7 separate regions of the Mus musculus genome follow, and regions 1, 2, 4, 5, 6 and 7 are each linked to region 3. The links are chromatin loops, found by intact Hi-C in ENCODE. Cell type or tissue: heart. All regions are shown on one strand.

Evidence for each region. Peaks named below come from ENCODE experiments on the same cell type or tissue, not always from the same donor. Only the 100,000 strongest peaks of a DNase experiment are listed, where the experiment ranks them.
Region 1: it touches region 3 in a loop (2.2-fold over the local background); 8 of 42 quality-filtered maps call a loop at or near these places.
Region 2: it touches region 3 in a loop (8-fold over the local background); 31 of 42 quality-filtered maps call a loop at or near these places.
Region 4: it touches region 3 in a loop (2.4-fold over the local background); 6 of 42 quality-filtered maps call a loop at or near these places.
Region 5: a loop joins it to region 3, with 2.0 times the contacts of the local background. A loop is called at or near these places in 3 of 42 quality-filtered maps.
Region 6: a loop joins it to region 3, with 2.7 times the contacts of the local background. A loop is called at or near these places in 10 of 42 quality-filtered maps.
Region 7: a loop joins it to region 3, with 5 times the contacts of the local background. A loop is called at or near these places in 14 of 42 quality-filtered maps.

Annotation. Positions count from the first base shown.
Region 1 is chr19:24,028,789-24,032,788 of GRCm38, reverse strand. It overlaps Fam189a2 (family with sequence similarity 189, member A2), which reads left to right and starts at 1,770. Exons shown (of 11, transcript NM_001114174.1): 1 at 1,770-2,241. The coding sequence starts at 1,852. In heart, no CTCF peak of the experiment used is centred here; DNase peaks (open chromatin) are centred at 1,588, 2,238 and 3,008; H3K4me3 peaks cover 3,201 bases; H3K27ac peaks cover 2,122 bases; H3K27me3 peaks cover 248 bases.
Region 2 is chr19:23,858,194-23,862,193 of GRCm38, reverse strand. The region is part of intron 1 of Apba1 (amyloid beta (A4) precursor protein binding, family A, member 1); the gene reads right to left. Among named protein-coding and RNA genes, the nearest start is that of Gm34076, 57 kb to the left of the region's middle. In heart, CTCF peaks have their summits at 1,626 (motif pointing left), 3,550 and 3,871 (motif pointing right); no DNase peak of the experiment used is centred here.
Region 3 is chr19:23,960,158-23,964,157 of GRCm38, reverse strand. No RefSeq gene overlaps it. Among named protein-coding and RNA genes, the nearest start is that of Gm34076, 45 kb to the right of the region's middle. In heart, a CTCF peak has its summit at 2,443 (motif pointing right); DNase peaks (open chromatin) are centred at 2,427 and 3,647; H3K27ac peaks cover 594 bases.
Region 4 is chr19:24,263,486-24,267,485 of GRCm38, reverse strand. It overlaps Fxn (frataxin), which reads left to right. Exons shown (of 5, transcript NM_008044.3): 4 at 87-184. Among named protein-coding and RNA genes, the nearest start is that of Fxn, 15 kb to the left of the region's middle. In heart, CTCF peaks have their summits at 2,073 (motif pointing left) and 2,295 (motif pointing right); a DNase peak (open chromatin) is centred at 2,305.
Region 5 is chr19:23,684,990-23,688,989 of GRCm38, reverse strand. Ptar1 (protein prenyltransferase alpha subunit repeat containing 1) reads right to left here and starts at 1,590. Exons shown (of 7, transcript NM_028208.1): 1 at 1,445-1,590. The coding sequence starts at 1,530. In heart, no CTCF peak of the experiment used is centred here; a DNase peak (open chromatin) is centred at 1,599; H3K4me3 peaks cover 2,313 bases; H3K27ac peaks cover 2,531 bases.
Region 6 is chr19:23,757,365-23,761,364 of GRCm38, reverse strand. Apba1 (amyloid beta (A4) precursor protein binding, family A, member 1) reads right to left here and starts at 2,489. Exons shown (of 13, transcript NM_177034.3): 1 at 2,274-2,489. In heart, a CTCF peak has its summit at 2,250; DNase peaks (open chromatin) are centred at 1,674, 2,654 and 3,014; H3K4me3 peaks cover 1,994 bases; H3K27ac peaks cover 1,508 bases; H3K27me3 peaks cover 1,218 bases.
Region 7 is chr19:23,898,995-23,902,994 of GRCm38, reverse strand. All of the region lies in intron 2 of Apba1 (amyloid beta (A4) precursor protein binding, family A, member 1), which reads right to left. Among named protein-coding and RNA genes, the nearest start is that of Gm34076, 17 kb to the left of the region's middle. In heart, a CTCF peak has its summit at 1,626 (motif pointing left); a DNase peak (open chromatin) is centred at 1,024; H3K27me3 peaks cover 577 bases.

The DNA of each region.
Region 1 (4,000 bases), 69 kb before region 3:
AGTAGGAGTTTCCAGGGAGGTCCTGTGACCTTCTAATGTGTAGATCTGGTAGATTAAGACCCCCTATGGATTTTTACTTGTCTTTGCTACTTTGTGTTTCTACATAGAGATAACACCTAAAAGCTTTGGGCATTTGAAGTCTTTTAGGAAGATCCTTAAGTATAAAAATACGGAGAAGCAGAAAGACCCTAAGTGTAACCATATAGATTATCAGAGTAACCCTTGCTGTGTAATTAGCACTGGCATTGAAAAGTAGATTGTCACCCACACCTCCCCCAACCTCATCCTACTCATAAATATCCCCAAGGGAAAGCGGGTATCCTGACTTCTAATGCAAACATTCTTAGACACAAGGAATGCATTTTTAATGGCATGGTTCAGGTGTCAGGCTCTGGCCAATAGAATAAATAGATTTATTTAGCTGAGAGAATGTCTGAACACTCAAGTAGACACACTGTATTGCAGGGTGTCATCCAGCCTTAAGAATTAAATACTTTTAAGCTTGTGTTTAAAATAAAAGTTATAATCACAGCACTGAAGGGATGAAACTCGTCTTCACCTGCAATTTAAGAGCATCTATTGTAGGTTTTGTTCTTAAGTACACGGGACATCAGATTTTCAGTGTTCATTTAAAAACAAAACAAAAGCCAAACTACACCCTGCCCCCAACCTTGACATTTATTCCTGGGAGCAGTCAGAAAAGAAGTCACAGGTACTATTAAACATGGTGGTTTAATGATTTTAAAAGTGTGTATGTAAACACCCGCACATGTCTAATACATCACATTGTGGGACATAATGTTCAGCATCAATACAGCCTTCGCAAGCAGAACACACGGCCAAACCTGCTTTTCTCTTTTTACTCAACAGGAGGGCATTAGATTCCTTCACCTTTCCAATAAGCCAAGCTTTCAAGGGCTACAACTGGCTGCAAACCGACACTGCTCTTGTCCTTACCTGGAAAAGAAGTTCATGATCACCCTCTTACCTATGATACATGAGCCGTCTAGACATTCTATTAGGGGAAACTTTTGTGCAAAGGCGAATAATTGCTTTTTTTCCCCTCAAAGTTCGATACATATATTATAAATTACCAAGGCAGATTAAGATTTCATTAGACCATTTCCTGCGAAGTTTGGGAGCCTGTGTTCTATCATGTGATGCCAATTAGCTCCCGGTCAAAGCTAAAAGGATGGAGCTTGTGACCCCTGCCAACTGCACAGGGCCGCCCTGGGCTCTTCCATTGTGATTGCTGACTAGTGTCTCCCAAGGTAACCTGGCCTGGCCACTATTGTTCCCACTCTGGTGCTGGGAAAGCACTCTGTTCCCTCCCGGCAGAGCTGCACCGACAGAGCCGGGAACTCTCCATAGAAGCCATAGATGCAGATTGCATTCCCGGGCGGTAACGTCCAGTGAGTGTCCTCTTTCCGGGCTAGGACCTTTTCCCGTCGGGTCGCCCACAGCCCCTCCTCCGGGCGTGGTGGAGGAGGAGAACCACAAGGGACTCCTTTCCTATTTAAAGGTTGCCAGCTCAAGGGACCTGGGTCCACCACGGGTCCCTTGGCGCCGCGGTTGCAGACAGACTCTGACAACGGTTGAGCCGCTAGCTGCATGGTTCCCGCCGTCCCTGGACACTTTTCCCGGTGACCCCAAGGCAACGGCGCACTTGTCACCGTGGGTGACCGAGAGGGGACGGCGGGGGGCGGGCCCCGCGGGGCACGTGGGCGCGGCCGGCGCTGGCCGCGGCAGCAAGTGGTTGGGCCGTGCGCAGTCCGTCCTGCGCGGCGCCGGCGCGGGTGCCCGGTGCGCGGCGCCCTCCGCTCGGCTGCGCCGCCCGCCCGCCGCGCGCCCATGTCTCTGCCGGTGGTGCTCCCGGGCTCCTGCTGCCCGGTGGCGGGGCTGTCGGGCGGACCTCAGGCCGGGGGTCCTGGCGCCGCCACCGCCGCCGCCGCTCAGGAGCCGCCGCTGCCCCCGCTGCGGCCGCGCTGGCCCCGGGGTGCTCTGCAGCCTCCAGCCCGGCCCCGCTGCGCCCCCGCCGCCGTGCTGGCCCCGCCGCCGGCGCTCGCGTCCCGCCGCCCCGCCGCGCCAGGCTCCGCGCTGCTGCCCGCGCGCCCGCTGCTGTCGCTCGGGCTCCTGCAGCTGATCCTGGGCTGCTGCATGGTGGCGCTCAGCTTCGGGGCGCTGTCGCTGAGCAGCTCGCCGCAGGTGAAGAACTCGTGCCCATTCTGGGCTGGCTCCTCGGTGAGTACCGAGAGTACCTCTCTGCGGGGCCCACCCTCGCGGCAGTGTGTTGTGGACGGTCCCTTCCATTGTTTTTGTTTGACCTCTATTGGGGGAGCGGGGACCCTAAAGCCACCTGAAGTGTAGGCGACAATAAGTGGGGGTGGGGTGTGGGAGGTTAGTGTCGGGAGACAGTCAAGTTGAAGGGAGAATTGGATTGCACCTGGCCAGTGTCTGTCCCTTACACGTTAAGGATTTTGTTTCCGTCAAGTTAACATTAAGCACGGTATCAAGCTCCTGAGAGACTCACATGAGGATGGGCGAAAAAGAATTTGAAACTTTTTGTGGCCACTGAATACTGCATTGGCAAAGCAAACTCCGGGAGGACAGGGGTTTTGATAGGTTTTCCTCACTGACACATCAACAGTACCCGTACAGGGTGGGGTACTTCTGGAATGGACAGAGTGACAGAGTGAAGGGGGGAGGGTTGGTTGACTTGTTTTTATTCTTCATTAAGACAAGGATAAATGAAAGATTATCTGGAGTTGGATGACTGAACCCTGAGGAGCTCCGAGGTAATAGGAGGTTGCCTGTGACTGATGACTTATACCTGGTCATTAAAGAAGGGCTCAGACCCTGGGTGGGTTCCTGGAGTCACCAAAGCTGCTCTGCAGAAGTGGATGCTCAAGAAACAGAACCTGTCATTACGGATGCACACCCCAGAACTCCAGAAGTTGGCGCAGCTAGCTGGGGATGTCTGTCCTACCCTGGCGCCTGGCCCCGCCTCCTTGGCCAATGGGGCATAGGGAAGCCCGGCCTCTGAGAAAAGTGGTTGCCAGTGAGCAAGCATTTGTAGACTGGATGGATGGCTACTCATCCCTGCCTCCGAACGGTGTCACAACTTTTAAGGCATCCATAACCCCTTGAGGTTTGCCAGGGGCCTGGAGACTTGGAAGCAGGTCCTTGTGCAAGGACTGTGGAGGATGAGAACGGCAAATGACCTTTCTATAAAAGCCCTACAGTGTCTATAGCTTTTTCTATGATCTTCAGTGAGCCCACAGTTTGTGCTCTACTGGTTAAAACATACCCAGAGTCAAGACCAATTTTTTTTTTTATTAAAGTACGAGAACATATTGAACCTAGTGTAATTGTTCAAGTGGGAACATTAAGAACATAACGTTTTTCTGGCCTAACCCAGAATTTTGTAGTACCTGGTATCAATCTCTACTTCCTCTAAAGACCTTTGCTAAATGGTTCTGTTGGGACCTCAATCCTATTGTGCTATAGAAAGTGAAGTCCAGAACTTAAGTATTAGGTAAAGAGAGTTCCACTCTATTGTTCTGACCCTGAACTCTGCTGCTATCTTTGTGAGCATTCTGGAATACTCTGAAGTGTAGGGTGTCGATTGAGAATAGTGCCTCCCCTGCCTCCTGCCAGGCTTGTCATTCAAATGGCTGCTGCATTTCTTAAGTACCCCGGGTTAGAATCTTGTTTGTATTTTATGGATTTACTTTTTGTAAAATCATAATCCATGTTCTCTCAAGATAGCTAGTTTATTAAAAAAAAATGTTTGTGGGAGGTGCTAGGGAGATGACCCACTCAGTAAAATGTGTGCTGTGTAAATGTGGGGGCCTGGGTGTGGATCCCTGGAACCCACCCAAACAGCTGGGTTTGGGGAGAGGGGTGCCTGGACCCCAGTGCCTGGGGTGGGGTCGGAAGAAGATGGATGCAGTGGATCTTTGAAGTTCATTGGCTAGTCAGGCTAACCAAACGGATAAGA
Region 2 (4,000 bases), 100 kb after region 3:
GAGAGAGGGCGTGGCCTCGCGGAGGCTGCCTCTTTCCGATGATGTCCGACTGGGTCTGCCACGCACAGATGCCCCAGTTAGAAACTCCTGTTCACCCACCCCACCCCACCCTTTGTCTCCTTTGAGGCAGACAAGGTCATCCACTTCAGATCAATCTGGACAAGAAGAAGCGGACATCTCTTTTTGTCGCGGAAACAGTTGGCGAGACAGGAAGGCGGTGGAAGCCCTGAAAGGCCTGAGGTTGTGGGCACAAAACCTCCCAAAGGAAGAGCAGAGACGCTTGTCTTCATGGAGGGCAGAGTGAAAGAGAGCCCACGTGGAGCCCTAGGGACAGCTTCAAAACTCTACGAGGCTAAGCGTAGAAAGGGAAATGAGTTATCCTTACGCAGCCGCAAGACCACGCTTGGGCTAAGCACAAGCCCCCAGTCTGTCCTTAAGGCAAAAGATGGGGCAACGGTCTCAGCAGCCTGCCAGTCACCTGAGATACTGCCTGAGGGAGGTCAGTAACCCTGGCTCTCACGTTCCTGGTACCTTGGGAGATTTTTGTCTTCTTTCATTCTAGGCCCCTCCCACCCAAGATCCTCCTCAAAGCTACAAATCTCACTTCCCACCAGTTCGATTCACTGAGTCATCACTTCACATCCCACCATGGTATATACATTTTAACTCTCAGGTTCGTCACTACTCAGAAGTGGCCAGGTTTTTGTTAGCGCTCCATAGCCTCAGTAATGGTGTCAGGCCTTGAGACCTCCCCTTGAGATGGATTCCACTTTGGGCCTGTCGCTGGACCTTCTTTTCCTCAGGCTCCTCTCCATTTCCATCCCGGTAATTCTTTCAGACAGGAACAATTATGAGTCAGAGATGTGATTATGGGATGGCAACCCTATTTCTCATTTGATGCTCTGTCTTCCTGCCGGAGGTGGGCTCTATAAGCTCCCTCTCCCTACTGTCAGACGTTTCATCTAAGGTCCCTTCCTTTGAGTCCTGGGAGTCTCTCACCTCTCAGGTCTCTGGTGTACTCTGGGGTCCCCCTAACCTCCTACTTCCTGAAGTTGCCTGTTTTTATTCTTTCTCCTGGCCCTCGGGGTGTCAATCCTTTTTGACTGCCCTCCAAAAGACCCAACAAGCAACTGAAAGAATCAGATGCAGGTATTTGCTCCCAACCTATGGACAGAAGCAGCTGACCCCTGTTGTTGAATTAGGGAAGGCTGAAAGAAGTTGAGGAGGAGGGCGATCCTGCAGGAGGACCAGCAGTCTTAATTAATCTGGATCCCCGAGATCTCTCAAACACTGGACCACCAAACAGACAGCATACACCAGCTGATATGAGGCCCCCAACACACATACAGTAGAAGACTTCTGGGTCTGTGTTCTTTCAGAGATGATGCACCTAACCCTCAAGAGACTGGAGGCTCCAGGGAGTTTAGAGGTCAGGTGGGGTGGGGAGTGGGGCATCCACGTGGAGACGGGGTGGGGTGGGGAGGAGGTCTGGAGTATGGAGCAGTCGGAGGGTGGATGGGGTGGTGGAGAATGGAATATCGAGTGTAAAAAGTAAATTTAAAAAAAAAGTGGCCAGGTTTTGCCCTCACCGGATTTCGAGTGCCCTCTTGTGGTGAGAGTGTGTAATTGTAGCGCGAAGAGCCCCAAGTTGAACTTGATTCCAGTTATACCAGGGTCCAAAAAGAGAAAGGGAAGACAGCTTCTGAAATAAGTTCGTAAAAAAAATAAAAAAATAAAAAAACGCAAAGCAAGGCAAAGTGTAGAGTCTTGCCTGTACACTTGAGAATGAGACTTAATCATAGTCTTTCTAGATAGCCGGCTGTTAGGAGAGTCCGTACCATGTGAGTGGATGATACCGCCTGGGCTGGACCTTGAATTTTTTTGGCTCATAACATGCCTCACCAGCAGTCACAACCATGTCTCTTTCTCCCACCCTCCTAAATGCCTTCTGAAAGCCCCCTCCTTTTTCTCAGCTCAACTTGGACCAGTCCCCCTCCCCTCCCTCACCCCCTTAACCTCTCCTGTCTTCAGTTCATATTCATATTTTCCGATTGTCCTGCGAGTCCCAGTCAGTCAGCGCATGCACACCGGCTTTGACTAGGAATGATGCCTGAGGTACCATAGAACATGGGATCAGATCACCTTTAACTCACCCAGGCCTTCTTCCATTTTGCAAACATTGCTTGGGTTTCAATGAAATGTGTGGCACTGTGGTAAACACTAGGAATGTGCACTGAATAAAACAGCCAAGGCATTTGCCCCTATGGGATGTAGACTGAGGAGTTTCTAATACAAATATATACTTTGCACTCTGAAAGGGGCCCGTGAAATAAGCAAAGTGAGGATGCTGGAGACGGGAGGATGAGTATCTAGTTATCTGGGGAGGGAAAGGCAGCCAGATCAAGGGACCAGCAAGTTCAAAGGTCAAAGGTCAAAGGTCCCAGGGCGTTTACCAACATCCATAATTTACTGTTGTTTCACGGACATTTGCATATGCTGCATTGATGTACATATGTGGATGGGAACACACAAGCAGGAAATATGGAGATATATATTAATGCATTAACAGAAACAATGTGAAGAAATCCATGTTGGCGTGTTATGCTTTCAGACAATGGAGTGCTTAAAATGCATCTGAGTCCCTAACCAGATGCTGGGTTTCAGGGACAGATTTCAGGTGAATGTCCTGGCTGCTCTGTATTGCTGTTGGAAGTTTGGGCTCATGGGAACCTGCAGGGATCTACAGCTTAACATCTGTATTCAAAACTAATGACATGATGCCCCTGCCTTCCTGTTTTGGAGTATGGAACTTCAGAACCAACACTTTTTTGTTTTTTGCTACCACGGCTATTTTGTCACAGAAAGTCGTCTGGGTGACCTGTTGTTGTTGTTGTTGTAGTTGTTGTTAGAAGAAAAAAAAAACCTAATTACTCCAAGCTATGTTATGAAGTTTTGGAGGCCAAGAGGTTCCATACAATCTTTTGGTGCAAAACAAAACAGAAACAAACAAAACAACAACAACAAAACTCTGTGTACCAGGAAATGGCAAATCGGAAACATTTCAGTTTGAAAAAGAATCTGGTGTAGAGACAGACGCAGGCTCTGGTTTACTCAGCTAGGCGCCTTGGTAGCTGCTCTGTGAGAAGAGTGGGGTTTGGGTTTCTAAGAGAGAGGCGGTGATACACTGCCTGATACATTGTATCTTTCTCTTCAGCAAATTCATGCCACAGAGCAAATGAGAGCAGCCCAGCTGACCGCTTAGTCTCACACACAAAGCAAAGATGTCCTGCATGAAATCAGTGCCCACGGAGTTCAAACGCACACCTAGCGTTTGCTCCAAGCAATGTGTCCCTCCAACTTCTCCCACGGAGGAGCTTAACAGGCCCAAGCTGTGAAGATGAATTTACAAAACAGCCCGTTCTTTTCTCTAGACGATAATATTAACACACTCAAAAAAAAAAAAAAAAAAAAATCAGTGTCACTTTGGAATTTGAAACAGATACGCCCTCTAGCTGTTAAAGTGACTTTTGTTTATATTGAATCTTATTCCAGAACAAAACTTTAAAAATTAGAAAATAATGTATTCAAACTGTAGAATCTAACTTGGCAGGTTTGATTTAGTTTTAAGATCATGGTTGAATGGTAGTTTCATTTTTACAGAGTTTATATTATCTAAATATAATAAAAGTTTATAGAATCTACCAGAGTAATAGGATTTATAGAATATAAATTCTGTAAAACAGAAAAGATACTTTACAATATTAGAATTTGTAAGTTTTAAACCTTGTAAGAAGTCCTTTTTTAAAATTTAATTTTGATGCCTATGGGTGTTTTGCCAACATGCATTCCTGTGCACTAATGTGTGCAGTACCGTAAGAGGCCAAAAGAGGGCACTGGATCTCCTAGAACTGGAGTTTCAGATGGTTTCAAGCCACCAGGTGGATGCTGGGAATCAAACGTAGGTCCTCTGGAAGAGCTGTGCAGCTGTGCAGTGTGGTGA
Region 3 (4,000 bases):
TAGGTTCTCTCCTTCGACTAAGCAGGGTAGGGCTGAGGGTATTAAGGAGCCAGCAGGGTGCTGTAGGTGGGGAAGGAATGTTGTAGATGGTAGTAGTTGGTCCTAAAAAGGGCAGTCACAAGCTGTGGTCAGATTCAGGTACCCCTACAATCCCTGTATACCAAAGGCGGTGCTGCTGACCCAGCACCAGAAGTCTCTGTTGCTTCTCTGCCTTCCTGGCCAATTGATGACTCTCCCCAAACACTCATGTTACATAGATTGCCACGATGCTGATGCAGTGGGCCAAGAAGTGAACAAGACAGAGACTTCATCACCCATACAGCACTCACAGAGTGACAGGGAAGAGATGCAGAGAGCAGATGCCTCAATTTAATATACTCAGCTCTGGGAAAGGCATGTCATGCCACTTGGAGGTGGATGGGGCAGGGTGTTGGTAGAGGTGGTGAGTAGTGCATTGTGGGAACATCCTGGAGTCTGAAGAGGACTTCTGCTGACAGTCACCAGGTAGTTACTGAGACTGAAGAGCTGTTTGGAGGACCGTGTGGTCCCAGGTATCTCCAGGAATCGCAGAGGCTGGAGCTGGACAGAAGTTGGAACCAGGCTTGGGGTACATTAAGGCCTGGGACTTCATCCTGTCTGTCCAGCCAGAGGCCTGGGAACTAGTACCTGCAGTGAGGTTCCAAGTGTGAACAACTGGACTCTTCTTGCAATATTATTACTGAAACCTTGAGAAAGGTTTGGGATTTAAGAACCAAAATATGAATTGCATACAAGATTATCAAAGAAATCATCAAAACTGCCAAATATCTAGCAATGGGGCAGAGGGGTGTTTTTCTTTAGAAGTGTAATAGTAACTTTTATTTGCCAGATGTACTTGTCATCTCAGAGGCTTGCTGCTGAATAAGCCCACCCTTTCTAGTTCTCTCTGAACTCTGGCTGGCTGGTTCAACTCAGCTGTTCTGGCTCAAACTCCTCTCCTAGCTGACTGATTGAAACTGGCTCCTCTCAGCTTTTGACTGAACTGCTCTGCTTGGAACGACTGCTTCATGAACTGAACTGCACTGACTACGCTGTCTGCACAAGATGAACAGAACGGCACAAACTCCACTGAACTCCACTGCACTGAACGGAACTCCACTGGACTCCACCGCATTGCCTGAACTTAACTGACGTCTCAATTACTCATCACTTTTCAAACACTGATGCTTCTTTCTACTAACCAACCTTACCTCCATTATTTATGATTAAGGGTGTGTGTACTGAGGCCCTGTCTGTATTCTACTCAGAGGAATTAAAGTTATGTTTATATTCCGGCCAGATCATACAGACCCAGAAGGTCTTTGGATATGATCTCTTGCCAGAGCAGCCATGTTACTGGATTAAAATTCCCCTACAAGAAGTATCTTTATAGCTTGGGGTGTGGCTCGGTGACAGTGCCTGTCTAGCATATTTGAAGCCTGGGGTTTGATCCCTAGCAAGATTTTCTTTTTTTAAAAAAATATAAGATAGCATAATAAAAGCATTAGAAATGTTTTCAGATAATTCCCAGTGAGGCAGTGAAAGGGGGTTTAAAAGGACAACTTTATATTTAAAAGTGTGAAAGGAAGCCTGTCTTAGGCCACTAGGGTTCTGGATTCTCTTTGGATAGTGAGGCAGTCCATGGTTGTGTGTCCCTGCCCCGCCCCCTTTTCAGTTTCCCCAGGTATGTGGCTCTGTATTAGTTTTCTGGTCCCTGCCCTTAAACAGACTCCTTCATCGCCTGTGCTCTGACCACGCTGCTCTGGCTTCCTCAGTGTTCTTTAAGCAGGCTGAGGACCTGTTCCTGCCTCAGGACCAACCTCCGAGCCAGCTGCTTTGTATCTGGGTCAGCCTCACAGAAGTTGCGTGCAGGGTCATTGCAATACGCGTGGTCAGCGATCACACGGTTGTTGCAGCAGGAAGCAGTTCAGCGCCTGATGGGGAAGCAAGGTCAGAGGACAGGGAGACCAATTTCTCCTGAAACCTTTGGAGTATCATTGTCCCACATCCTCCAGAATGCAACCCCAGGTGAATGTTGCACACCTCTGAGTTGTACAAATCGTGAGTGTCCCAGGTCAGGAGAAACACACGCCAGGGTTAGATTGGCGGGAACTCTGAAAACCCAGTGGCGGGCCACGGTGGTGGAAGGGATGTTCTGGAATGTGGGCAGGGTTGCTGGGAAGCCCTCCAAGGGTCTGTGTTCCAGCTTGATAACTTTCTTTCGCTGCTTGATTTACCTTTTCATGAAAGTATCTCGAAAGGCAAAACAATCGAAGGGGGAGGGGCTTTCTTCCTTGCCACGCCCTCACCTGCTTTGGAAGGATAAACCAAAGGATCATCAGATGACTAGAGAATTGAGGACAATAAAAACACTGCGTGCTTGCCTTCATCTGGAGTACTGTAGCATTTTGCTGTCTGCCACCAGGTGGCGGCAGAGTACCACAGTTTGACCCAACGACCCAGGGTGGGGATGCGGGGGAGACATAACAGGACCCAGTGACAGGGAAATGCCTGATCTACCCGAAGCTCCTGCTGTCACTCATAACACATTTTTTTTTAAGTGAGAAATGAAATAGAAAACAGGTTTCATCCTATGCCTTCCTAGGTGGACCCCATGATCTAACTGTTCCAGGCCCTCTGTGCTTTTCACGGCAGAAAACACCCTGGTCCCATCTCCCGACTCACTTCTTCAAATTTACCTGCATTTGGGAGCTCCCAGATAGAGACTTTACCTTATCAGTTTTGTTAATTTAGACAATTGCCAAAGTTGTCCATCAGGCCCTGATGTGTGTAAGTCTATGGTGTAAATTGCTGAGAGTCCTTAGCGATGTGGGCATGCTACTGCACACACACACACACACACACACACACACACACACACACACACACACCAGGGGCTGGGACCCACCCGATGCGGAGTGCAGGAGGCATTGTGTCCTGATGATGCTGTACCTTTGTTACCAGCGATTTGCTTTGATTGTGTGTGTGTGTGTGTGTGTGTGTGTGTGTGTGTGTGTGTGTATGTCAGAGGTCAGAGATTGATAGTCACTCATAGGCTGTACTGGCTGGACATCGGGTCCCTCAGGAGCCTGTTGTGTCTCCTTACTGCTCTGCTGGGTTTACAGGCCTGCCCTGCCATACTGTCACCCTGGGGCTTTTAATGGGCCCTGAGGATAGGACCCAGGTGCTCAGGCCTGCAATGCAAGTCCTTTATTAGATGAGCCATCTCTCGTGTTCATGAATCAATTTTTAGTAATAATTGTATCCAACATTGTTTCCTGCAGGGGATTCAGAGCTGGGTGCCACACACCATGGGCTTGGGCTGTCCCCACGGGAGATTACACACCCAACCCTCTGGTGAAGCCACCAGGACACAGTAAAGGGCTGTGGTCATTTTTTTAAAGACCAGTGTCCCTCTGGAGTCAGTGAGGTGGTGACATTCCACAGCTCTTTTCCTTCCGTGTTCTCTTCACTAGGAACCAGGGCTAGCTTGGGGGCATGGGAAGGAAGCTGCCTCTCTCGCTGACTGGGAGATGAATGTATTCCCTTCAGCTTCTCTGGTGGAATGGTCTGTACAATTCTCCTAGGGACTCAGACCTGCAGGCAGCTGCATTCAGTCTGGGCCCTTTTAATTAGCAGTTCAGCGTCCTTGGCCCACTGCCCTCTGGAGGATCCAAGCCTGTTTCCTTAACAACAACAACAACAATGGGAGGAGGAGGAGGAGGAGGAGGAGGAGGAGGAGGAGGAGGAGGAGGTTGCTGTGGCTGCTGTGGGGTCCCAGGTCTGTCAGATGGGAAAGGGTGGAGTGTGTGACCAGTGAGGGGCTCATCTTTGCAGAAGCAGGCGTTGTTCTTTCCAGCTTCAGGTTCTTGGAAGCAGACTTCGTGTGGGGAAGGTCCTGTATCTGCTGATGCCCTATAGCACGGACCAAATTCCTTTTACAAATGTTAGGAGCTGGGCAATGGTAGACGGTATGGAAGGA
Region 4 (4,000 bases), 300 kb before region 3:
ATTTACGTGTGTGTGTGTGTGTGTGTGTGTGTATCACAGTACTAACTAATCTATTTTTTCACACTTCCTGCCACCTGACCCCCTAGGATGGCGTGCTCACCATTAAGCTGGGCGGGGATCTAGGGACCTACGTGATCAACAAGCAGACCCCAAACAAGCAAATCTGGCTGTCTTCTCCTTCCAGGTATGTTCAGAAGTCAAAATCCATAAGGGGTAAACTCATCTGGAATGCGGTGTTGGGGACCGTTTGAGAGGGAGTCAGTCACTGGCTTTGCCGTGACTTTACGGCTGTCTGCCTCGGCAGGGAGGCTGGCTTGTAGTTGAACCCTTCTCCTCATTGATACCCGGGTTGCTATGCAACTCAGGCATCAGGATGTTGACAAGACCTGAAGCAGAAGGAACTGTTCAGAGCCTGGCCCAGACTGGTTTTCTCCAGTATATCATTCCCCAGAAGAGAAAAACCACTGGCTTGCCTTTGAAAATGATACTTTTGCCAGACACAGTCTTAACATAGCTATAGTCCCAGCACTCAAGAAGTAGAGGCAAGAATTCAAGGCCTGCCTTGGCTACATAGCCAGTTCAAAGGCTAGTCTGAGCTATCATGTAAGACCCTATAGCAAAAGCAAATAAGCAAATCTGGTCCATATAGTGCGTTCCAGGATAGCCAGGGCTATCCATAAGCCACTTTTGTTAGGTACAGTGGCACATACCTGCGATTAAAAATAATAATCATTCATTCATTCATTCATTCATTAAAAAGCTACTTTGAGGGAACTAGAGAGATGGCTCAGTTTGCTCTAGAAATCCTGAGTTCATTTCCCAGCAGCTACTTAGTGGCTCACAACCATCTCTGATGGGATCTGATGCCCTCTTCTGGTCTGTCTGAAGAGAGCGATAGTGTACTCACATACATACAATAAATAAATAGATCTTTAAAAAAAAAAAAAGCTACTTTGAAGGCTGAGGGCATATCTCAGTGGGAGAGTGCTTATCCAGTAATCTATAAGCCCTGGATTCAGTTTCCAAAATGGAAAGGTAGGAAGGAGAAAGAGGGAGGAATTTTTTATATTGTAGTATCTGAGAAAACTTGCACTTTGTCCTCAAAGTAAGTTAAACTTTAACTCCTGGCCTACTTTGAAGGTCTCTGTAACTCTGCTGGCAGAGCTGGGCTCTGACTCTGTCACAACGGGACGGGACGGTGATTTTTATCAGCAGCCCCAGGGCCCCCAGCCTCATGCCTGCCTGCCCCGTGGCAATGCCTGCAGTTGAAGGAGCAGCAGGATGCACTGCAGTCAGACCCTGTCTCAGAACTAAGGACTTACTGATAAGTATACAGCTGCTGCCTCAGTGGTCTGGGAACAGCCTAGCGATGCCCACAGGGAGCCTTCACACTAACCTCCCTGAGGCTCAACAGCAGTACTGAAGGAGACATTTTGAAGGAGCCGTGGGAAATCTCAGCTAGAAGCAGTGTGGAATTCTTTGGAAGCCTAATGGTATTGGCAGTTTTTAAAAGGTGCCAAGGTGTGGCTCAGTGGCAAAGAACTTGCCTAGCATGTGAGAGAAGGCCCTGGGTTGGAATACCACCACAACAAACACACAGCAAACAAAATGGTTACCACTCAGGCTGGAGAGATGGCTTAAGAGCCCTTCTGCTCCAGCACAAGGGCTAGAGTTCAAATCCTGGCATCCGTGTCAGGGTAGTCACTTACAAGAAACTCCAAGGAAACTCTTTTTAAACCCGTAATTGGAGCTGGAGAGATGGCTCAGTGGTTAAGAGCACTCACCAACTCCTCTTCCAGAGGACCCAGGTTCAATTCCCAGCACCCACATAGCACCTCACAACTATCTGTAATTCCAGGTCCAGGAGATCTGACACCCTCACACAGATAAATATGCAAACAAAACACCAATGCATATAAAACAAATACATTTAAAACCTGTAATTTTAGGTGCTAGAGAGATGGCTGAGTGGTTAAGAGCGCTGACTGCACTTCCAAAGGTCCTGAGGTCAATCCCCAGCAACCACATGGTGGCCCACGACCATCTATAAAGGGATCTGATGCCCTCCTCTGGTCTGCAGGTATACTTGCAGACAGAGCACTCATATATCAAAACAACATAAAAGCAGTTAATTTAAAAACCAGATTATCTGTTTTAAAAACTAATGTATATGAGAGGCTTGGGGGGGCGTCTCATAAGTAACCCCGCTTCATCACAATTACGTCATAAAGGGGGACGGGCCTTTATATGTCTGTGGGTGTGGATATGGATGTGGTTGAGTGTCCATACCTACAGTAGCCAGCAGAGGGAGCCAGATCTTCTGGAGCTGTAGTCACAAGCAGTTGTAAGCAGCCCAGGGTAGTGAAAGACATCAAACCAGTCCTGCGGAAGAGCAGCAAGCGTCCTTAACCACTGAGCCCTCTCTCCATCACCCCGGAAGTAATATCATATTTATCCAGACTGTCTTTCACAGGGCCATGATTATAACTTCTTATTTCAGAAGAAAACCTTTGAGGTCCTGTGGAGACAGAATTTCCTGGCCCCCTTGCCATAGAATGTGGGGGACGCCTGGGCCCCAGAATCTGGGCGCAGAACCCTGGACAATGTGGAGGGGTCTTGAGTTGTTCCAACTCTACCTGAGAGCAGGGCTGTGGTGCAGGATCAAAGAACATTCTTTGGTTTCTCCTGGTTTTGTTTTGCTTTCATGTGACCGGGGTACTTTGTGTTCAGAGAGGTTTCTGCTCTTGTAACGGAAGCCCTGCCTGTCCATTTGCCCTTTTCTCTGTATGTCCAGCATTTGATTGGCAGTATTAAAAGCCCTCGTGTATCTATACCTACACAAGATACTTCCCATCTCTTCCCTCTACCCTGCCTTCCCACCACACCTCAGTCTCCTCATGGTTTTGTGATGCTGGAGATCTAACAATGCGGTCACCACGCTGGGACCGCTCAAGCACTGTGCTGCTAAGCTGTGTCCCCACTCTTCTAGTGTGGGGTTCTTCGAAAGTTCCCTCGAGTGTTCTCAGTGGTGAACTCTCAGGGTTCATTGTCTGTTACTGTGTCCACTGTTCTCCAGGCCATGAGGAGCTAGAACGTGAGACAAGGGTCTTATACATCTGGAATAACAAATCATGGCCAACACCAGCTACCGATTTGTCCGCAGTACCGTGTATTAGTCAGCTTCACATCGCTACCCTGAATACCTGAGACAAGTTACCGATAAAAGGGAAAGGTTTCTTTATCTCGTGGTTTTCAAGGTTCAGGGTCCAAGACTGAGGAATGCAAGGGACGGCTACTTTAGCCTCTTATACAATGGTGTACCCTGATGGGAGAATGTGTAGGAACAATGTCCCATCTTAGGATGGGAAGCAGAGAAAGATCAGACAGGTCCCCCATTTCCTTTTGTGGACACATCGCAATGACCCCAGGAAGTCACTCCTCTTAAAGGTAGCAAAAGGAGGTAGTATAAAACCGCATCCCAAATGCTTTCTCCTCTCACCTGAAGAGTGGGGTAGATGCAGCAACAGAACGGGAAGGAAGGGGACACACTGATAGAGCTCTCAATTTCACAGCTTTAATTTTCAATAAAGAAAACTACTTTTAGCTAGAAATTATGGAGCAAGCCAGTAATCCCAACACTTGAGCGATAAAGGCAAGAAAATCAAGAGTTCAGGGTTATCCTTGGCTATAGAAGGAATTGGAGGCTAGCTGAGGCTATGGGAGACCCTGTCGAAAGAAGAAAGTTTTGTTTTGTTGGTTTTTTGAGGCAGGGTCTTAACTTGTGTGCTGGCTGGTTTTGTGTGTCAACTTGACACAGGCTGGAGTTATCACAGAGAAAGGAGCCTTCCTTGAGGAAATGCCTCCATGAGATCCAGCTGTGAGGCATTTTCTCAATTAGTGATCAAGGGGGAAGGGCCTAGCCCATTGTGGTTGGTGCCATCCCTGGGATGGTAGTCTTGGGTTCTGTAAGAGAGCAGGCTGAGCAAACCAGGGGAAGCAA
Region 5 (4,000 bases), 280 kb after region 3:
TAGTATTTTTTGTCCACCTCAAAGATGAGAAACTGGAGTGATCACGATATTAAATGTCTAACCTTTGTTACAATGTTTTAGAAAATGACACCAGTGATTAAAAAATGAACCTTCTCACTTGCCCAGCTTCCCCCCCCCCCCCAAAGGATGTGTCTTTTACTTGCTCTGCAGCTGGAATTCTCAAAAAGGGCCTCAAAGACAGACACACAAGACATCAAAGCATTCCTTAAAAGGCCCAGCAGCCACTATGGCTACTGCCAGGAAATCACTCCAAACACTCATTGGGGAAAAAAGTCAGCAGTCAAAAGAGGAAAGGAGGACGACTTAGGGGCTGTCGGGGCTGGCAGGTATGTTTAGAGGCCAGTAGTCTTTTGTCTTGAAGGAAGTACAGTTTTAAGTCCTTAATTGAGAGAAGAAAGCAGGCCATCTGAGGACTTCTAAATTCTTTTCTGAGATCATCTTGGAGGAAAAGAACACTTGATTAAAGTGTTTGGCCTTTCATTTAGTGGAAAAGCTAAGGAGGCTAGAATGCGTAAAAATAATTCATGTGTTTTAGTAAAAAAAATTAAAATATTAAAAATAAATTGTATAACCAATGAGAAAATAATACAAAACCGGACTTCATGTTTGTTTCCCCAGGAATGGGCTACATTCTGGCTTCTTATTCTTTTGTATACTGATGTAGGTAACTCTTTAGTAGCTTCCTTTCCATTCGTTAAAGGGAGAGTATCAGGAAAAGAAAAATACAATCTTAAGAGTATCTTCCTAGAGAGTAACAAATAAAATGGAAAGGGAGGAGAAAGAGATAATATATGTATCAGTTCAGGAGTGAACTTTTAGAAGGCAACAATGCTAGGTAAGAATGCCTTAAGATGCTCGTCTGTAACTTCGGACGCGCTACTAATAAAAAAAAAGTATCCAGTTTGCAACAGCTTTATAAGATCCACTCAGGTCACCTTCAAAAATTGTTACATCCGACTCGCTTTGCAATTTTGTGACAAGCGAGTCGAAAAGTCAAAGGCAGCTTCCAATCACCTTTAGTTAACCCGAAAGGGGGCTGTAGGGAGTATGATGGGGTGGATAATCCTCTATAGCCACGCACTGGATGCAACCGAGAGTCGCCTCCAAGACACAGAGACCCACGGTAGTGGCCCGCGGGGCAAGCGCATCCCGGCGGAGGGCGGCGGGGAGAAGAGTTGCCACAACTCCCGGGACGCGTCGCGCAGGGCAGAAAACTCCACGCTCCGACGTGGCTCTCGGAGGTCGCTCCCCGGCACTGCCCCGCCACGCGTCTTGGTAACGGCCAGCCGGCTCGGCGCGACAGTCCCAGCCGCGCTCCGCCTGTCGGAAGCGCGCGTGGGCCCCGAGCGGCCCCGGCGAGTGGACTAGAGCGCGGCCCCGAGCCGCCCCCGACGACCCCGGCGGCGCAGGGCGCGCCACTCACATGTGCGGGTTCCTTCGGAAGGCGTTGGTGATGTCCTTCACCACCCTCTGCACCAGCACCGCCACCTCCTCGTTCGACTCGGCCATGTTGGCGGCCGCCGCGATCGGGCGCGCCTCCGGCAGAGCCCAGCCGCCGGCGGGAGTTCCGCGGGGGCGCGCGCGCGCGCTGGCTCAGGCGCGTTCTCGCCGAGGCCGCCGAGCACTTCCGGGTCAGGGAGGGCCGCAGCACCGCTGGGTTGGGCCGGCTCTTCGAGCTCGGTGGCTTTTGGTGGAGTTTTGGTTCACTAGGCGTGGAGGAAGGAGGCTTCCCCCGCACTTCTCCGAGCAGCCGTGTCCCAGAGTGGCCTTTACCCAGGGACCTCCGGATGGCTGCACCAGGCCCGCTTCACCGGCCCACCCGGGGAGGAGGCGGGTTGCTGACCTCCTTTTGCACGCCTGTGCTACTTTATGCATGAAGTGTAAAGTAGCGCGTTTAGTTAGATCTTGTAATGTAGTAAGCAAAGGAAAGAAAGTACAGGAGAAAGAACCCTTCAGATCTCGGGGATAAGGTTAAAAACAAAAGTAACCCACTGTACTTCTGTACTTTTAGCATTTTTGATACATTTCGTGATCACTACGTTAATTTGGAGTATAAAATAAAATAAAGGCTTTGACAATTGTTCCTGACCTCTCTTGCTCCACAAATTATAAGATTGCTCTGTTCCATTTGGATTTTAAAAGTGTTGTAATTAAAATTTTTATTTTTATATATCAGGTTTATTTGTCCCTTCTAAGTACAAAGTTCTGACTGCCTCTAACTGGTGATGGTGTCTCCTCCTCCTCCTCCTCCTCCTCCTCCTCCTCCTCTCCCTCCTCCTCCTCCTCCTCCTCCCCGTCCTCCTCCTCCTCTTCCTCCTTCTCTGATGCTTGAAGTCTGTATCTTTTTAATTTTTGGTTTTTGGCCCTGGCAAGGTAGTGCGTGGCTGTGATCTTGGGAGGTAAAAACAGGAGGTGACATTCAAGGTTATCTTTGGCTGGGCTATTTGAAACTTGGATCTCTGAAAAGCAAACTGTGGTTGGTCCTGATCCTGGTGAAGAAACAAGAGACAGTCTACAAACTTGTGGAAAGCAAAACAGACCTGATTAAGACCCTAAAAGACTCTGACAAGCTCTGGGAGAAGCAGTGAGACAAATGGGGTGTGTTGCATCCCTAGACCAAGAGCAAGTTCAAGAGTCCTGTCGAAGAGTGATACCAGGGGCTGGAGAGATGGCTTAGCAATGAAGTACACTTGTTTTTAGCAACCACAACCACCTGTAACCCCAGCTCCAGATGATCCAACATCCTCTTCTGGCTTCTGTGGGAACATACACGCACACACATCTTTTACATTTTTTTAAAAAGTAATATGCTACTGGAGGTTCCTCGGAAAATTGGAAATAGGTCTACCTAAAGACCCAGCTATACCACTCTTGGGCATATACCCAAAAGATGCCCCACCATGCCACAGGGGCACATGCTCCACTATGTTCATAGCAGCCTTATTTGTGAGAGCCAGAAGCTGGAAACAACCCAGATGTCCCACAATGGAAGAATGGATACAGAAAATGTTCATTTACACAATGGAGTACAACTCAACTATTAAGAACAAGGACATTATGAGGTTTGCAGGCAAATGGATGGAACTACAAAATATCATTCTGAGTGAGGTAACTCAGGCCCAGAAGGATATGCATGGTATATACTCACTAATAAGTGGTTATTAGCCAAAAAACATATAGAATACCCAGAATACAATCTACAGAACTCAAGAAGGTTAACAAGCCAAAGGGCCCAAGTGAGGATGCCATAATCCCACTTGGGAGGGAGAAGAAAGCAATCATGGGGACTTGGGGGTAAGTGGCAGAGGGAGGGAGGAACCTGGGTGGGATAAGGGACAGGGAGGGAAAAGGGGGACATGATCAGGTATTGGAGGTGGGGACAGGACTGAAGCCCTGAGGCCCAGCCAAAAGAATGGAAACAGACAACCTTGGGAAATAAGAGGTGGGGGGACCCTCTAGAATGTGCCAGAGACCTGGGAGGTGAGAGACTCTCAGGACTAAAGGGAGGGACCTTAGATGAAATGCCCTACACTGGGGAGAGGGAACCTATAGAGCCTACCTCCAGCAGAAAGAAAGGGCATCATGTGAGGGATGGGGTTGCCATCCCACAGTCAAAATCTCCGACCCAGAATTGTTCCTGTCTAAAAGAACTGCAGGGACAAAAATGGACAAGAGCCTGAGGGACAGGAGGTCCAGTGACAGGCCCAAATTGGGAGTCAGCTCAAGGGGAGGCTCCAAGGCCTGACACTATTAATGATGCTCTGGCGTGCTTACAGAGAGGAGTCTACCATGGCCTTCTGAGAGGCTGCCCAAGCATCTGAGTCAGATGCAGATACTTATACCCAAGCAATGGACAGAAGCCAGGGACCCCTGTAGATGAATTAGAAAAAAAAACTGGAAGAAGCTGAGGAGGAGGGCAACCCCATAGGAAGACCAGCAGTCTCAACTAATCTGGACCCCTGAGATCTCTCTGACACTG
Region 6 (4,000 bases), 200 kb after region 3:
CGGGCCAAACGTTAGGAAAGCAGGGCATGGCATTTGAAAAAGTCTCTCATTTACATGAGAAAGGAAATCAGAAATTCTCAAGTCATCAATTGTGTTTGTATGCACTTCTTTCTCTAATCAGGCTGTTTACGTTGGTAATTTCTAATATTCTTGAGTTTTCTTATAAGAAATTTACATATGTGGTTTTACTTGCGTATACAGAGATGATAACTTTTTTTTAAAGTAAAGAAACCTAAGCCTCTTAAGTGACTTACATCCATCAGAATGAGATATGGCCAAAGCATTAAGAGAGTTAAAGAACTAGGATTCTAAATTCATTTTTATAAGTCCTTTTTAAAGTCTCGGATGAGATCCAACAACCTCACATTAAAATTTCAGAAGGCTTGGCTTGAAGGATGCGGGGAAATTTACTTTACACTCATAGCTTCCAGCATAGTTGGTCCACATGTCATCATTTGTTTTAAAAACAATAAACGAGAAGGAAAAGTCATATGTAGATGGCCTTAGCTTTATTATTTTCAATGTACCCATGGAATAACACTTTATACTTTGCCCAAAGAATAAAATTTTTAGAAAAAGAAAGAAATCTTTGGTGTCAGTATATCATACATTTATTTGTACATCCTTGTGATTATTTCAAGCTTTTCAAAGAGGCCCAGTGCAGCCCATTTGGGTTCTGACAGCAATTCAGTAGAATTTAAGGTATTATAACTAAAATATGTCCCAAGCAGGTGAATCCAATCATATGACATCAGTAAAGTACTGGGCTATTATCATAAAGGTGCATTCACTCCTATGGATATTGCAGGAGAAATACAGACTCCAGGGAACCAGGCGGCAGTGGACACGCATACGGATATGCCATCTCTAGTGCTTTCCCTCTCTACGCAACCCTATCTTTATTACGCAGAGAAATTTAAGCATCTATAGACTCTGCGTGCTTTTTCTCTGTCTTGGTTCCTAGACATCATTGGAGAGCCAAACATTTGCCAAATTTCCTACGAGTGAGCTGTCCTGGGAAGGAAATCGGGGACTTCACTGACTGGAGATCTTATATCCATGGGTCTCGGGAAATTTCAGTTCCTAAATGGACCTTCTAACCATTGTGAAAGCCGGGAGAGTGGCTGTCACTAGCATCCCATTTCCCACGGAAAAACACCCAAGAGAATGCATGTTGGGGCACTCTTTTTTTTTTCCTTGTTTTTTTTTTTTTTACTTCCCTTTCAATCTTGTTCTTGTATTTTTAAAGCCCCCACCTTCTTTACACACCTCAAGAGTTTATTCTAAAAGAATCATTGCAAAGACTATCCAATCTTCAGCTAGAAGGTTTTCAGTACTTATATATGGAAGGGAGTCTGGTGATAAAAGTTGTGGGAACGGGAGAGGAAGATGACCATTAAACACCCTCTTCTTGGGGTTAGACAAGAGATAAACAATAGAAATTGCAGAGTCAGGCAGTCAATGAGAGGCTGTGAAGTGCCAAAGAAAGCGCCCTTCAGAGCCAGGGACACCAGCTGTCTCAAAAGGTGTAACCATTATCCTGGTTTGCTGCCATGTGCCTCAAAGCAACCGCTCACTTCCACATCCCCGTGTTAGGACGTTAGGGAAAGGGGAAGCGAGAATCCGTACACCCAGCCACCCAAGAACAGTAGCAGAACAGAAACTGTTCTTAGACTTGCAGGGTCAAAATAACCAATACTGTCCCACAGTGTTAGCTGGCGGCATCAAGTCAGGAAAAGCAGATCGCTGGATGTGGGGCGCAGTTTTGAGAGCGTGGATCCAATTGCACGCTAAACACTCACTCTTACACGGGATTTTACAAACCCGGCCTTACCCTACTGCCTCCCCTCCACACTTCACACACCAAGTGCATCCTGCCCACCTCACGGTTTCCATCATCAGTCAGCCAGAGAGGAGGGATCCTAGCGGGGATTCCTGGAAATGTCATCTCCCCCTACACTTCGGATCTGCCACCTCCATCCCCTCTGCTATCACACACACACACACACACACACACACACACACACTCCTTCCGTGACTGTCATCAGGCCCGCTCTTCCCAAAGCCGGGTATCTCAGCGCGCACCGGACGCCTGGCATCTCTCTAGTACACACCCTTCCCCCGCCTCGCTAGCTCCAAGCACTGCCTCCCTGGATGTCGCCTGCCGTCCCTGTTCATCCGCACTATTGTTCCACGCTTCACCCCTAGCTCCCGGGATCATCCCTCCAAAAGGACCCGAGCTCCGTCCGGGGCGTCGGGCGCCCGGCACTCACCCAGCCCGCCCTGGCGGTGGTACCTTGCCTGACAGCTGGGTCCGCGGGCCCGCGGGAGCAGGCGGCGCTAGTGACAGCGACCGTGCCAAGCCTGGGAATAAAGCTGCTCTCCAGCTGCTCCCGCCTCCAGCGCCACCATCTTCCCCCGCCGCCACCGGGACCGCAGCCGCCCGCGCCCCGCTCCTCCGGCTCTAGCTCGGCAGCCGCTCGGGCCCCTCCGGCCGCGGCCCCACCCCCTGCTCGCCGCCCGCTCGCCCTCGTGACGCGCGCCGGGGCCGGGCGGCTGCGACTGACGGCGGGGGGAGCGCGCGCACGCCGCGTGCAGCAGCGCCCCTGCCTCCCACGCCCACCCGCGTGCGCGCGCGCGGCGCGGGCCCGACGCGACAGTCCAGCTCGGGCGCGCGTGAGCGTGCGAGGGGTCCACAGCCGTCGCCGTAGCTGTGCGCGAGTCCCTCCCTCTCGTGGCCGAGAGCCTGGAATGGACTACGTGGCTGCCTCCCGCGGGGACACAGGGGGACCTCCACGGTCCTCTGTCCCAGGTCCCTAACGCTCATCCCCGGCCCCGTCTCTGCGAATGGGCTCTGGTCACGCTTAGGACACACTGCCGCGTGGACGGCTGCCCGTGTCCTCTTGCTTAGTGACACGCAGTTTTCCCGCTTCCCGGGCCTGAAAGCCAAGAAAAAGCTTGGAGCTTGCAATGCGGCGCTGCGCTCCTCGAGTGGCCGCGAGGGGGCGCCCGCGTGAGCTTGAGAGGAACAAGCTGGGCGTCTGTCTGGCCGCCCACTGGGGGCGCTGCCCAACCCGCCCCACCCAGAAAGCGTCTGGAAGGCGGGGTCGGGAAATGGTCCACTTGGTTTCTCGATGCCCGTTGCTAGGAGCTTAAAAGAGTCTTCCAGACGTGCAGAGGCAATTCGCCTGGTATATGATTAGGTTCTCTGGAGGGTGGGGACCCTGAGCACTAGGGACCAGGTAGCAGGTGTTGTGACTTAATGAAAAGGTGGACTGGCCCCTGGGCGGCGGCGGGGTGGGAGTGGAGGGGCGAGGGCGGGGCTGGGTTCAGGCGCCTGGGTTCAGGCGCCAGCTCCATCTGTAATAGGCGATTCCATAGCTACATCCTCCCCCCTCTTTGGGACAGAGTTCTCAATTTAAAAATTAAGGGTCATATTCCCCCGAAACCTTATAATTTTCAAGTCCGTCTTAGTATGCATATTCTCATCTAGTGAAATGAAGACAAGCCTTCCTTATCTGACCTAGGGAGAGATAAATCTATCATTATACAGTATTTCCATATTAAGCACAGTATCTCCAGAAATATCTACGGGTGTAGCCCGAGGCATCCTAGAATTCTTGTTTAGCCTTAAAATTCACATGAATTTCTGCATTCTACTTCGTAATTAGTTTCTTGGCTTTGACAAAGAAAAGTATAGCTTCTCCTGTCCCCCCAGTATCTTTTCATAAAACTTAAACATATACTAGAAATAAGGGCCATTGTTGTTTTTCTTGTGACAGTCATTCCCTATTCATCTTGTCAGTAAAACTACCCTCTCTGGTGAAAGCCAGATAGGGTCCTCGTCCCTCCAGAATTCATAGCACCCTGGGAAAACTACACATCAGAGAACAACTGTGAACTTTCCAACTGCCAAGGTGCAGGGGTATCTGATGTTCCCTGGACTGCCTGAGGAAAAAGCCTTTCCAGGAGACCAGTTAGAGGAAGGAAAGGTATCAGA
Region 7 (4,000 bases), 61 kb after region 3:
TGGAAAACTTTACTCGTAGCGAGATCGTGCTGCGTGCGATGGGAGCGTAAGGAATAGGAACCACACACCGCCCTGGCGCTGGAGGGAGACAGCACAGTGCTCGGACAGCAGCCAGCCTCAAGGCTGGTTCACCGTCCAGGCCTCCTACCCTACAGGCTTCTCCCAACCCCAGCAATTCCTCCGAATTCCACACTCCCCAGTCATCGAGGCGTCTTGGTCCAGAGAGAAACAATACTATTCATAGAATACACTGGGTCAACCAGAGGCCCAAGTGAGGCTGAGCAGGGATGAAGGCTACAGTCTAGTGGGCAGATACTTCTGTCCCCACAGTCAAAGAAGACCATAGAGAATGAATGCTTAGCCATAACTCATGAGTCTTTACAGCAGATTCATTGGATACTGGAAGCTCCCTAAGATTGGGGAAAAAAAAAAACAACAAAAACCAAACTCATCCCAAGAGCATGCCATGGGTATGTTTTGTCCTTCAGGACAAAAGTTCCCCTTTAGAATTTCTCCACTGCTCCTTAGCCCTATGTTCTTGGATGTAACCACCAGCTCCACTCAAGTGCTGCCTCACACCTATATAGTGCGTGGCTTCGTTCTCCCATCAGTCACTTTGGGACCTGTAGGTTTTCTTTCTTACAGCCACAAGGTGGAACAGAAGTCTAGGGACTGGAAATGGCTGATGAGGTCGATGGCAGAAGACACTGTTAGCTGTGGTCTCACCCTTGAGGGCTTTGCTGACATAGTCACTGCTATCAAATACAGGGGAGAGGATTTTCAGATGGGCCCCATAGGTCAGAACCTCCATTTACACCTCTCCTCAGGAGGGACATGCGGGCCAGGTATCTGCCTAAACAGATGTCGTTGGGTGACCGAGGACTATGGCTTCCATCTTACCATCAGACTCTGGAGCCTTTTGGTCTTGCATACTTTAAGGGTGAGACTGGGCCCATGGGACAAAGAACTGAGAATGCCCTGGCCATGATCAATGGGAAACCAAGGCTGTCAGCCAATTGGCTTTGAAGAGCTGGATCCTGCCCACAGCGTGGGAGCTTGGGAGCAGAGCTTTTCCCAGGAAAGCTATGATGGTATCCTCCCCCACCCCATGCCCACTTGCAGCCTCACAGGGGTTCTGCAGTATGAAGTAGATGTGTGTGTGTGTGTGTTGCTTTATGCTGCTAAATTTTGGGATGATCTGTTGTGTGGCAGTAGTCTCAGGTATCACATAAGGATTCAGATAAAAGCCTTAAGAGCAGAGTAGGCTGAGAAGTCTAGCTGTGGACATGATAAAGGACTGGCCTCAAGTAGAACACTATGCAGACAGACCTCTTTCTGTCACACAGTATCCCTGGGGTCTTGTACAATACCTTAGGTGCAGAGTACACTATAACATGTCAGTCCAATTTTAAGATGGACTTTCAACTTTGAAATAGGGACCACAGTTCTACATCTCTCCTAGTTCAGTAGGAAAGTGATGGACAGGTCAGGGATGGAAAAAAGGCTTAGAACCCAACTGCTACTGGTGCTCTCAGGTCAGGGAAGGCACAAAGACTTAGGGCTCTACTGCCAGGCTGTGCTCTGAAGTCAGGGAGGAGGGTGAGACCTAGTGCCCTCTGCTGGCCAGTCCCCACCCCAGTCATCCCTGTGAGGCAAGGGCGCACACCGAGACTCTTGCCCCACTGGAGATTGCTTAGTGACTAAGATCACCTTTTCTCTTCCAAAGGACCCAGGTTCAATTCCAAAGAATATTTACAAATAAAAAGATTTAAAGCAGAAAAGCAATAAAAATGACTTCCTGTAGCTATGTCGTATTTCTTATTCAGGCAATGTCCTATATGTCCAAATACTCAATTAAATCCAAAGTGACTGTCTAAGCAGCAGGTTTCCTTCCTTTCCTGAGGTCTGTTCGATGGAATGAATATCCTGGAGGCCATCTCTGCTGTCTCTAGGTGATCCTTTGTCTCCATGGTTACACATCTGTCCAAGCCTTAGGGATGTTGGAACGACTGGATCCATCTGTACCTATTTATCTAAGTTTGAACAGTTTGGACCCCGGGAGATAGCAAAGAGTGCCCTGGGATATGTACTCTTTCATAGCAAGTCAGTAGACCAACCTGAGCCATGGGTGCTTACTTGGGGACCAGTCCTCTTCAGGTATGAATGTATGCAGTATTGGAGATACCATAAGGCCGTCCTTTCTCTTCCCAAGAGTACCACCTCACATCCCCAGCAAGGAACTGACCCCAACTCAGGCACTGACAGAACACATCTTCATCCTAAACTCTGTCTGCCTGACTTTGGATCCCATTTCAACTCCATCCCTTGCTATCCAATCCTGGAAATATTGTGGCAGGCCAGAACCTCATGAGCAGGCGGAGATCCACAGAGGGAACCCCTCATTTCAGAGCACCTCACGGGAATCCCGCACAGAAATAGAATTCTTGGCAGTGGTCCGATTCTTTTTACTTGTCCTTGGAGGCTTGACAACACAGCAGCCAGGTCAACAGGGCAAGATGCTGCTAATGAGTCTTAATTAATTAACATGTGCATCTGACCTTGGTGGACAGTCTCCTAGCAACCGTTAAAAGAAAAATCAGAATCCTTGTGGGCCGTATGCTGAATTCAGGATAGAGAGGGGGTAGCATCAAGACATCTAAGACCCAGGTGAAGCCGGGGCATCGCCCAATGCTTTTTTCCACCAGCTTACAGGTGTTGATCAGGGCAGGTACTAACCTTGGGCCTTTACTTCCCACAGTGTTGAGAATGCCTCTCTTTCAGCAAGGAGGAGGCTGGTTTCTGACTAACTGAGCAATGTCAGGGTTGAAACAACCTCCTGCCTCAAATTATTTTGTGCATTGGTCTCTGGGAGGGAACAGGCTGCCAATATAAAGTAATTGTGACCTGGAGCAGGTGGTGCATGCTCCGTTCCCACTGACTAGTAGGCTAGTTTGATGTAGCTAGAGCAGTCCTGGATAAAAAGGGCTGGTGGGGTGCTGCCTAATGCAGAAGCTGGGAACCAGGGAAACTGAAGGGAGGGCCCAGGATGAGTGGCATGGTGTGGATTTGCCTGTTGGAAGACAGCAAAGGGAAAACCCAGAGCAGAGAAGGTGAGCGAGAAGCACTGAGGTCAAGTATATTAACTCAGTGTGCCAGTGACCCACCCCACCCTAAATAGTGAGCCCTAACTTCCGGAAGGAGCCAACATGCCATACAGTGATGCCACACATATGATCCTTATGGCACATTTCCAGAGAGAATTCCACATCCACAAAGACATCTCATGATTAAGAGCACAATGCCAACTATGCTTATTAAAAGGATAAATTTTGATTTAAAGATGGTCCCATTTATGGACATATGTGCTTTAAGATTCAGCAGGACTGCATGATACACAGTATACACACACTGTATACACACGGATGCTCTTCTCCCTGTACCTATCCTTTTCCTCCAGTCCACTTAGCACGCATAAATTCTGAAGGAGCCATGTTGGAGAGGATGAGACAAACATTCTTAGGAGTTATGGGAGTCTTAAACCCTTCCCCACTACTTCCTAAGTGAACCTGTCACAGCTCTCAATGCTGGCTCTGTGTGCTAACTCGAGGGACCAAATTTTTCAGCAGAAACTGGCCGTTTGCCTCCTGTTGCTTTTCTTATGGTTTCACACATATGTTGTCTGGTGAGACAAGTCAGAGAGAAAGGTTCCTCTTGGGAGTAGGGTCACGTGAAGAGAAGTTGAAGACCATGGGTTAAAAAAAATTTTCCCCATAACTTTTTTTCCTTTTAATTCCGAGGAGCATGGGTGGCTGGAATAGCTGACTTGTGGTGGGCCACTATCTGGCGGATCATGCTCCAGCAATTCTGATATGGCAATGGTTTGGTGGCAGTAGGCAGCCAGCTTTCAGGCACCAGGGCTTGCCCAGCGTTGAACAGCCAGGTGACATTCTGGAGATGAGGTAAGTTAATTGAAGATAACACTTTGCGTCTGGGAGAAGCT